3 separate regions of the Homo sapiens genome follow, and all the other regions are linked to region 3. Evidence: chromatin contacts called from ENCODE Hi-C or POLR2A ChIA-PET data. All regions are on one chromosome and are shown on one strand. Each heading gives the region's core, a stretch centred on a gene start or an enhancer-like site at or near the end of the contact. The rest is flanking DNA. Distances are from core to core; before and after follow the strand shown. Region 1 has its middle 13 kb from the start of LINC01745. Region 2 has its middle 50 kb from the start of NTPCR. Region 3 holds the start of MAP10 (microtubule associated protein 10).

Region 1 (2,700 bases), core at 99-2,598, 100 kb before region 3:
GTGCCTAGCACAGAGCCAGGCTTGTCAGAGGTGATCAATGAATATTTGTTGCGTAAATGGAGTCTTGTGGAGCTAAATGGAACTGCAGTGGTATTCCCATGTAACTGATGGAGGAATAGACACTTAGGGATTTCAGTCATTTGCCCAAAGGTATGCAGCCAGTAAATGGCAGAAGAAACTAGGGTTCATAGCTGGGAGCCAGTGCTACCTGGCAGAACGTCTTCTCTTGGTAAGGCTAACTTGTCAGGACCATCTGACTTTAAAGACCTGAGGTTTTCGCCAGGCGTGGTGGCTCATGCCTGTAACCTCAGCACTTTGGGAGGCCAAGGCAGGCGAATCACCTGAGGTCAGGAGTTTGAGACCAGCCTGACCAACATGGAGAAACTCCATCTCTACTAAAAATACAAAATTAGCTGGGCATGGTGACGCATGGCTGTAATCCTAGCTACTCAGGAGGCTGAGGCAGTAGAATCGCTTGAACCTGGGAGGCAGAGGTTGTGATGAGCCGAGGTCATACCATTGCACTCTAGCCTGGGCGACAGGAGCAAAACTCTGTCGCGCAAAAAAAAAAAAAAAAAAATAGATCTGAGGTTCAGACAGGTGCCCAATTACCTACCAGGCTGGAGCTTCAGAGAGCTAGTGATCAGTCAGGGAAACCTGACCTTGAGAGAGTGGGGGTACCAAGGTAAAGGCAGGACTAGCCAGAGGTCTCACTGAGTAATTCATAGTGAAGCCCACCATAGGGGCACCAGGTTGGATGAAAGGTAGAAATCAAGTAAATTTGGCCACCAGAGTGAGAAGGATTCCATGGTAGCACTTCCCACTGCTGAAAGCCTGGCGAACACTTCCTGTTGCCTTATCTGGCTTTATGGTAGTCGTTTTCCTCTCCCTATTTAGAAGACATCCCAGTCTTATCCTTCTGGGCCATTCATGCTTGGCTAAGTTTCCAGCCCTGTGTCCCCTAGTGACACCTGTGTCTTGGCATGACACAAAGAGCCAATATGTATTAAAACAGCTCTGTTAGTAACCTGTATGGTGTTTAAGGAGCCAAGTGAAATCAGAACTAATAGTATTATCTGTCTGCTTAGTGCATAAATGTAATGGCATAATCTCATACAAGGAGCAAACAGAGACAGACAGAAAAACATCAGTTTAAAGGAGTCTTGTTTGACCTGTATGTAGTGTGCAACAGCTTCCTGGGTGTTCATGTTGCTGGGTTCAAGTCTCCAAAATAGTCAGCAGGCAGAAAGTCTCCTCTGTTTGATAACAGTCCCAGATCTGTCAGTTCGGTTGCCAACCCTAATTTGTAAATTCTCTTCTGTAAAGATTGCACAATTGTGCTCATTTTCTGTTGACTGTGGGCTGGCTAATGGCTGCTAATGAGTCAGCTGCTAAGTGACTCAGCACTGCATCAATAAAACAGATCCCTTCGTCCCTGAATCTGCTGGATGAAAATGATGTCTTCCTTTGTCAATGTGTCCCTTTTGGCCCCTGCTGAGAACTCATGACCTGATGTATTGTGTAAAGCGTCCCATCCTTAAAGAGCCCACTCTATCAACTCAATGAAAACCAAGAGGAATATTCCAAGTTTTTGGTGTTTTTCTATTCTGGTTTTTGTTTTCCTCACTGCAGAATGTTCACACTTGCATTCTTTCTAGTAAACTAGAAAGTCTCATCTTTCTTCTCGTGTAAGGTGTGCTATTGTTGATGGCACTCTATGGGCTCTGGGTGACTGAAGGTGTGTTAGAATAGATGGGTAAGAGGAAGAGACAATGGCCAGCCTTTGGTGAATCAGGGTCTGGTTTATGCCCAGACGCACAGTTGGCACTAGCAGTAAGACAGAAAATCTGGAAAAACTGAACAATCAGCTAGCCTTGGGGTATCTTTCACAATGTAATGGGTACTCAGCAACATAAGTGTCCTAACTGGCCGCCTCTCAAAGAAAACTAATACTGCATACACAAATATAAATTGGCAACAGCTTAAACACAAGTGCTGTACGTATCACAAATAAGATGTTTCACATAATAAAAGGTATTCTCTAGAGAGGGCCCTTTTCAATAATGTCAAACATCATTTGAAGTGTTCACATATTTCTCAGGATCCATCGGGAACAGGAAATGGGAACAGAGGAAACAGGAGCAGAGGACTCAAAGGAGGCATCAAGTTCTACCTCCAGAATTAGAACAGAAAAGAGAAAGGAAAGCTGCAAACCCAGTCAATCCTGGCTGTGCATGCATCAGAACCACACCAGCCTTCCACGTCTGAGATCCCGAGACAAGCTGCCTCTGAACCAGTAAGAGCCTCTTGCTCCTTCCTTCTGAGGAGCTACCCGGTGCCTGAGTACTGACTACATACTCTCCAGAGGCAAGTGTGTCTTCAGACTTTCCACCTTCATAGGCACAGTCCAGACCTAGTCGTCTTATTACTTCTTTGTTATGGGGCACTTTGAAATATAGAACCACGCCTTTATGTTCTAGGACACTGGTCTCTCCCCATTCCCTCTATGTTAGAACAGCACTATTGGTGCTGTGACATAGGTCACCCCCTCTCATGGACTTACACACTCCCTTTTCCATTTCTTTCATTCCATTCAAGAAATTTTGAAACAAGTGATTTCTAATTAAAATATTCACCTACTTTAATAATTTCATAATAGTAACAAATGACTTGTTAAACATTCCAATGTGTTGCAATATG
Region 2 (2,700 bases), core at 77-2,576, 96 kb after region 3:
ATCCTGTGACACTTACATGACAAAGAGCTATGCATTTGCTAGTACATGGCTGTAAGTTACGGAGCATTCAACTACCAAACTTAACTAAAAAGGATGATATTCATCTCACACAACCAGGTGTCTGGGGGTCTAAAGTCCAGGGCTGGTGGAATGGCTCAGGAGAGAGATCAAGGACTCAGGTTCTTTCTAAATTCCTTTTCTAAAGAACTTTCTTCCTCATGCTGCTCCTCTGGGCTTTGTGTCTGAGTTCCAGGCAGGTAGAAGGCAGACAAGACCAATCCTTCTGAATAAGGCTTTGTTATTTTCTCCAGAGGAGAAGAAACTTCAGCTTGTATCTCATTGGTCAGAATCTGTCACATGGTCATCCCCAGCTGCAAGGAAGGATGGGAAGGCTGTTCTCCTTGCTCCTCCATTATGGTGGAGGAAGGCAAGGGAATGGGCCATGGCATGTGAAAAGCCATTCTGCACTGCATCTCCCAAGCCAGGAACAACATTTCTGTCAAAGCCCTTTTGAGGAGTGTCTTTGAAGCATTTAGCCCAGTACCTGGAACATAGAAAGCACATAAATGTTGCTATTATTCATGCCACAGGGCAGACGACCCAAAAACACGGACTTGGCTAGCTGGACCTAGGGACTTGTCAACTAAATGTACCAGATTTTCAAGGTCGGTCATAATTTAAGTCATTTATTTTCTGAACATGCATTAGATAATGAGCCGTGATTTAGGGTTCAGAAAATCTGATTAACATACCAAGAAATAATTCTGGTGGCAAGAGCTGAAGTAAAAGTTGTTTGATATGGTTTTCAGGGAATCAACATATAAGCCTGGGAAATGCAAGAAATAGATCCGTGAGGCATTTCTATACAGAAATGCAGCAGCATAATAACTGTGCTCTGAAAAACAAACAAACAAACAAAACAGAGTTTAAATCTCTTGGGGAAATCTAGGCTTTATGGAATGACTAGGGCGTTTTTCCTTTGCCCGGTAAAAATTATAGAGAGGAAAAAGGGTTTTCTTACAGAACTTAACATCAATTTACAGGAGCTAGGATTCAGAACTCTCCACTCCCCTCCAGCCTGGAGGAGACTGAATCTGTGCCCCAGGCATGCATATTAGGAGCCATTTAGAATGCAGCCCCTGAGGGGTTAGGGCGCTCACTACAATTATTTCTGGAAACTGAGCCAGGGGTGAAGTTCCTGGAGCTGCCTCCCTGAGGTCTAGCCCACCCCATTTCGTGGTTGGAAAGCAAGAAGGAAGCAGGGATAGGTAATGTTTCTATCACCCATCTACAAATAGTGTGAGCTGCCAGCCTTGCTATGCGTAGTACATGAACTTCAAAGGAGAGGACACGGGCCGCAGAAACTGGCACCGAGGCTTGGCGTTCTGGGAATCTCTGTGTGAAGGCGAAGTCGCTGCTAAACTTAGAAATTTGATCTATTTCCTTATTTGCGACAGTGTCCTTTTTAGTTCCCTGTGGAATTCCAGGTCTGCCCTGCTAATTCTAGAAAGCTAAGGGAGGGCTAGGAGGAGGTCATATAATTGATACATAATGCACAGGTACTAATTGAAGATCAAACTCACAGGATGTTAAGGCATATTTCATTGTATGGGCCAGCCAAGTGTCACAGCCCAAGGCTTCAGCAAAGTGGGAGAGCCGTTTTCAAGTGCTCTGACCTAGAATCTGCTCTCTTTCTGTCAAATGCCAGAGCAGGCCATGTCACTTTCTCAACTGTTAAAACTATGCAAAGAGAAAGAATGCACAGAACGAAAGCAGGAAGCCAAGTCCTGATAATAAGCACCTGCAGCTTTCACTTTAGGGAGATGCACCGAGAAAGGCAAATCCTCTTAAATGGCAGGATTGCACTGACTTTACACTGCTAATTTAGGAATAGAAGTCACCAGCGTCTGCCCTTCCTAGGGTCCTTCAAGCCAGCTCAGCCCATCCATTATAATCTGCATGCCTCTAATGGTGAAGTAGGGGCTGCAACATGTCACTTAAAAATACCACAGCCCCCACACCCCTCTCTCTGGAAAATATAGGAAAATATCATTTCAGTGCCTACTTGCAGGGACAGGTTTGTCCCAGAGAACACAGAGAAGATTCACTGGGACACAGGCCCGGGTTGAGGAGAAATAGGATCTTGAAAGGACTGGACTGGACTTTCTCACTTCTTGCTTGAGGTCTCAGTGATTCCTCAGCAAGGAGGGAAGGCTGAGCCTGCTAGCTGTCCTTGTCTATTTTAGCCTGGCCTATATGGCTACCCATGTAACCGCCCAACGGGCTCACTTTGCCCACTGCCTGGACATAGCCGATTTATCAAGACAGATGAATTGCATAGAGACAGAGTAATTCACACAGAGCTGGCTGTATGGGAGACGGGAGTTTTATTATTACTCATATCAGTCTCCCTGAGCATTCGGGGATTGGCGGTTTCAAGAATAACTTGGTGGGTAGGGGGCAACCAGTGGGTAAGGAGTGCTGACTGGTCAGGTCAGAGATGAAATCATAGGTAGTCGAAGCTGTCTTACACTGAGTCAGTTCCTGGGAGGGTCCCACAAGATCAGATGAGCCCGTTTATTGACCTGGGTGGTGCCAGCTGATCCCCCAAGTGCAGGATCTGCAAAGTATCTCAAGCACTGATCTGAGGCTTTACAATAGTGATGTTATCCCCAGGAACAATTTGAGAAGGGTCAGAAT
Region 3 (2,741 bases), core at 130-2,629:
ATGTGCAGGTCATAATTATCTGCCTCTTAGACCACTGCAGTAGTCTTCTAATAGATTGCTCTGAATCCAATTTCTAATTAGTAGAATCCATCCTTTGTATTCCTCCCCATGATACATTTCCAAATATTGCTATGATGTACTTATTCAATCAAAAAAATTTGGACAGAATATAGTCCAAATTCTTTACCATGGCATTCAAGGCTCTCCAAAAACTGGCCTTGGATTCCTAGCTGGCTAGCTCATTGAGGTTAGGAGTATGTTTCTTAAAATATCTGGATAGAGCAGCAAGTTCTGTGTGTCTCTGTAGATGTGTGTATATTTATGTACACACATTTGTTTTATTGATGGAATCATTAACATTACTCTCATGCATCATGATTGCTTAGCTGGAAATGTTGTCAAATAAAAAACAGGGCCAGACAGTAGTTGAAGTGGCAAAAACACTGTAGTCAGGAACTACTGCAATAAGAGAAAAGAGACCTCAATACAGAGCTGGGCTCAATTCCAATTACAGCATGGACAAGTGGGGATTTAAAGCCAAGGGGGCGTCAGGTCAAGTGGATGGAAACTTACTGATAGGGAACATCACGGGTGGGAGGGTTCTGATTAAGCAGGCCTAATAGGATTCTTGCTGAAGCCAGGCCAGGGTGGTCAGATACCAATGATAGAAAATGAAGAATTTGATCAGGTATCGACGGTAATCAGGTATGAAGGGTTGGGGGTTCTCTCTCAACAGCCGTAGCGAGACCTTTGCTACAACTCGGTGATCCAGGGTCCACAGGATTGGAAGCCAAGGTCAAGGCCTAGTCGGAAAGAAGGCTTAGATGAGCCTGACCAAAGTTCAGCCAAGGAGAGTTTTTGCCAGTGTATTCACACTCCGTGTGTGTGTGGTGTGTCTGTCTCAGTACTACTGTAATTGATGAGGCAGGGGCTCCCTGGCCATCCCAGCAGTGTCACCATCTTTTGGGTAGAACAGCAGACACAGAGATGGCCCACTGTGGACAGTTAACTAACTGGCTCTGTTTAGCATGGGAAAGGAAGGAGAGTCCTGATTTTCTTTCAATATTCCTCAGGTATATTGATCTGACCCCCAAGTTACATAAGATCTGCAGTGATAAAACCATTACCCAAAAAACTCACTGTCTTTTACCACTTATATCCTCAGCATTATCATCAATTGTCTTAATACAAGGTTGGTGGCAAAAAACGGCTCACAAGTATGCATACAAAGGGGCCAAACACATTGAGCAGCAAAACCCCCAAAGCAGACACCGCCCGAGACCCGCTGGAGCGCTTCCGCAAATCTCGCGAGATAGCAGGCAGCGATGCCTTTTGCTCCGGTTTCTCGTGAGACCCCGGGGCTTCAGCTTCTCGTTTGCGGAGCCCGCGGCGGCGTTTCCTGGGGCAACAGCAATGGCGGCCTCGCTGTCCGAGCGGCTCTTCTCGCTGGAGCTGCTGGTGGACTGGGTGCGTTTGGAAGCCCGGCTGCTGCCGTCCCCCGCTGCCGCAGTGGAGCAGGAGGAGGAAGAGGAGGAAAAGGAGCAGGGGGAGGCCTCGTCGCCGCGCGGTCTGTGCCCCGCCGTGGCCTTCCGCCTGCTGGACTTCCCCACGCTGTTGGTTTACCCTCCTGACGGCCCCGGCGCTCCCGCCGCCGAACCGTGGCCCGGTGTCATCCGCTTCGGTCGCGGCAAGTCCTGCCTCTTCCGCCTGCAGCCTGCTACCCTGCACTGCCGGCTCCTGCGGACCCCGCTTGCCACCTTGCTGCTGCAGCTGCCCCCTGGGCGCCCGACGCCCACCCCACAGCTCCTGGGGGCCTGCGACATTTCGCTGGCCACCGCAGCGCACAGGGTCGTGGGGCCGGCCGCCTCCGGATGCTCCCACCGTCACCGGGGACGTTTCCCCCTGCATAATCGAGTGGGCGAGCGGACTGGGGACATTGCACTGGCCTACCGCCTGACTGACCTGGGAAGCCGCCTGCTGAGCCAACTTGAGCGGCCCCTCACCTTCACCCGCACAGGAGGAGGAGCGGAGGTCAGTCCCCAAACCCAGCAGGAAAGACAGCAGCTGCAGCAGCCAGCCTCACAGCCAAGCCCAAAAGAGGCTGATAAGCCGCTGGGGGAGTTAGAAATCCCAGAGGCACAGAAGGATTTGAAGGAAATGGTTAAAAGTAAGGCCGAATGTGATAATGTGGGTTCTGTGGAGAATGGCAAAACCAATTCTGTTGTTACATGTTCAGGTGCTGGCAATGGGAGAAATGTTAGCTCCCTAAATGAGGAAGTCACAGAATTGGACATGGAGACCAATATATTTTGCCCTCCTCCTTTGTATTACACTAACTTGACCCAAGAAAAACCGCCCCCTGCACAGGCTAAAATCACCATTGAGCCTCAAATGAATGCACCTGAGGAAATGGATGATGCTTCTCCTGAAAAAAAGCGTGTAAATCCCCCAGCACACAGGAGTTGTCTAAAGCATCCAAGTTCTGCAGCACACGAACATCCTCCAATGCTTGTAAATCCTCCACATATTCAGAATATAGGAGCAACTAATCAAACATGTCAAACTGAACAAAATCGAATTAATACAATAAGGCAGTTGCCTTTGTTAAATGCTTTGTTAGTTGAGTTGTCCTTGTTATATGACCAACCTGTGACAAGTCCTGCTCATATACATCCTCACCTAGCCTGGTTATATAGGACTGAGGATAAGAAGTCACCCGAATCTTCTGCCAAATCCACATG

Evidence for each region. Hi-C counts contacts between places; a loop is a spot of excess contacts on that map. ChIA-PET counts read pairs that join two places held with the same protein, here RNA polymerase II (POLR2A). Pooled maps may share reads with other maps.
Region 1: a loop to region 3 is called in a map of dorsolateral prefrontal cortex, with 3 times the contacts of the local background. The contact joins the enhancer-like site here to the promoter of MAP10 in region 3. A Hi-C loop is called at or near these places in 1 of 168 maps with a recorded cell type or tissue (dorsolateral prefrontal cortex) and 2 of 50 pooled maps. POLR2A ChIA-PET finds 5 or more read pairs at or near these places in 1 of 52 experiments (MCF 10A).
Region 2: a loop to region 3 is called in a pooled map, with 2.4 times the contacts of the local background. The contact joins the enhancer-like site here to the promoter of MAP10 in region 3. A Hi-C loop is called at or near these places in 1 of 168 maps with a recorded cell type or tissue (cardiac septum) and 8 of 50 pooled maps. POLR2A ChIA-PET finds 5 or more read pairs at or near these places in 2 of 52 experiments (CD4-positive, alpha-beta T cell and PC-3).

Annotation. Positions count from the first base shown.
Region 1 is chr1:232,703,588-232,706,287 of GRCh38, forward strand. No RefSeq gene overlaps it. Among named protein-coding and RNA genes, the nearest start is that of LINC01745, 13 kb to the right of the region's middle. Within about 2 kb of position 1,349, at least 9 of the 41 ENCODE cell types and tissues checked have a DNase peak (open chromatin) inside an H3K27ac peak, as active enhancers do; they include dorsolateral prefrontal cortex, where a contact is called at or near this core.
Region 2 is chr1:232,899,670-232,902,369 of GRCh38, forward strand. It overlaps a transcript of LOC101927711 not described here. Among named protein-coding and RNA genes, the nearest start is that of NTPCR, 50 kb to the right of the region's middle. Within about 2 kb of position 1,327, at least 6 of the 41 ENCODE cell types and tissues checked have a DNase peak (open chromatin) inside an H3K27ac peak, as active enhancers do.
Region 3 is chr1:232,804,037-232,806,777 of GRCh38, forward strand. MAP10 (microtubule associated protein 10) reads left to right here and starts at 1,380. Exons shown (of 1, transcript NM_019090.3): 1 at 1,380-2,741. The coding sequence starts at 1,414. RefSeq lists enhancers at 1,175-1,772, 1,484-1,563, 1,773-2,369.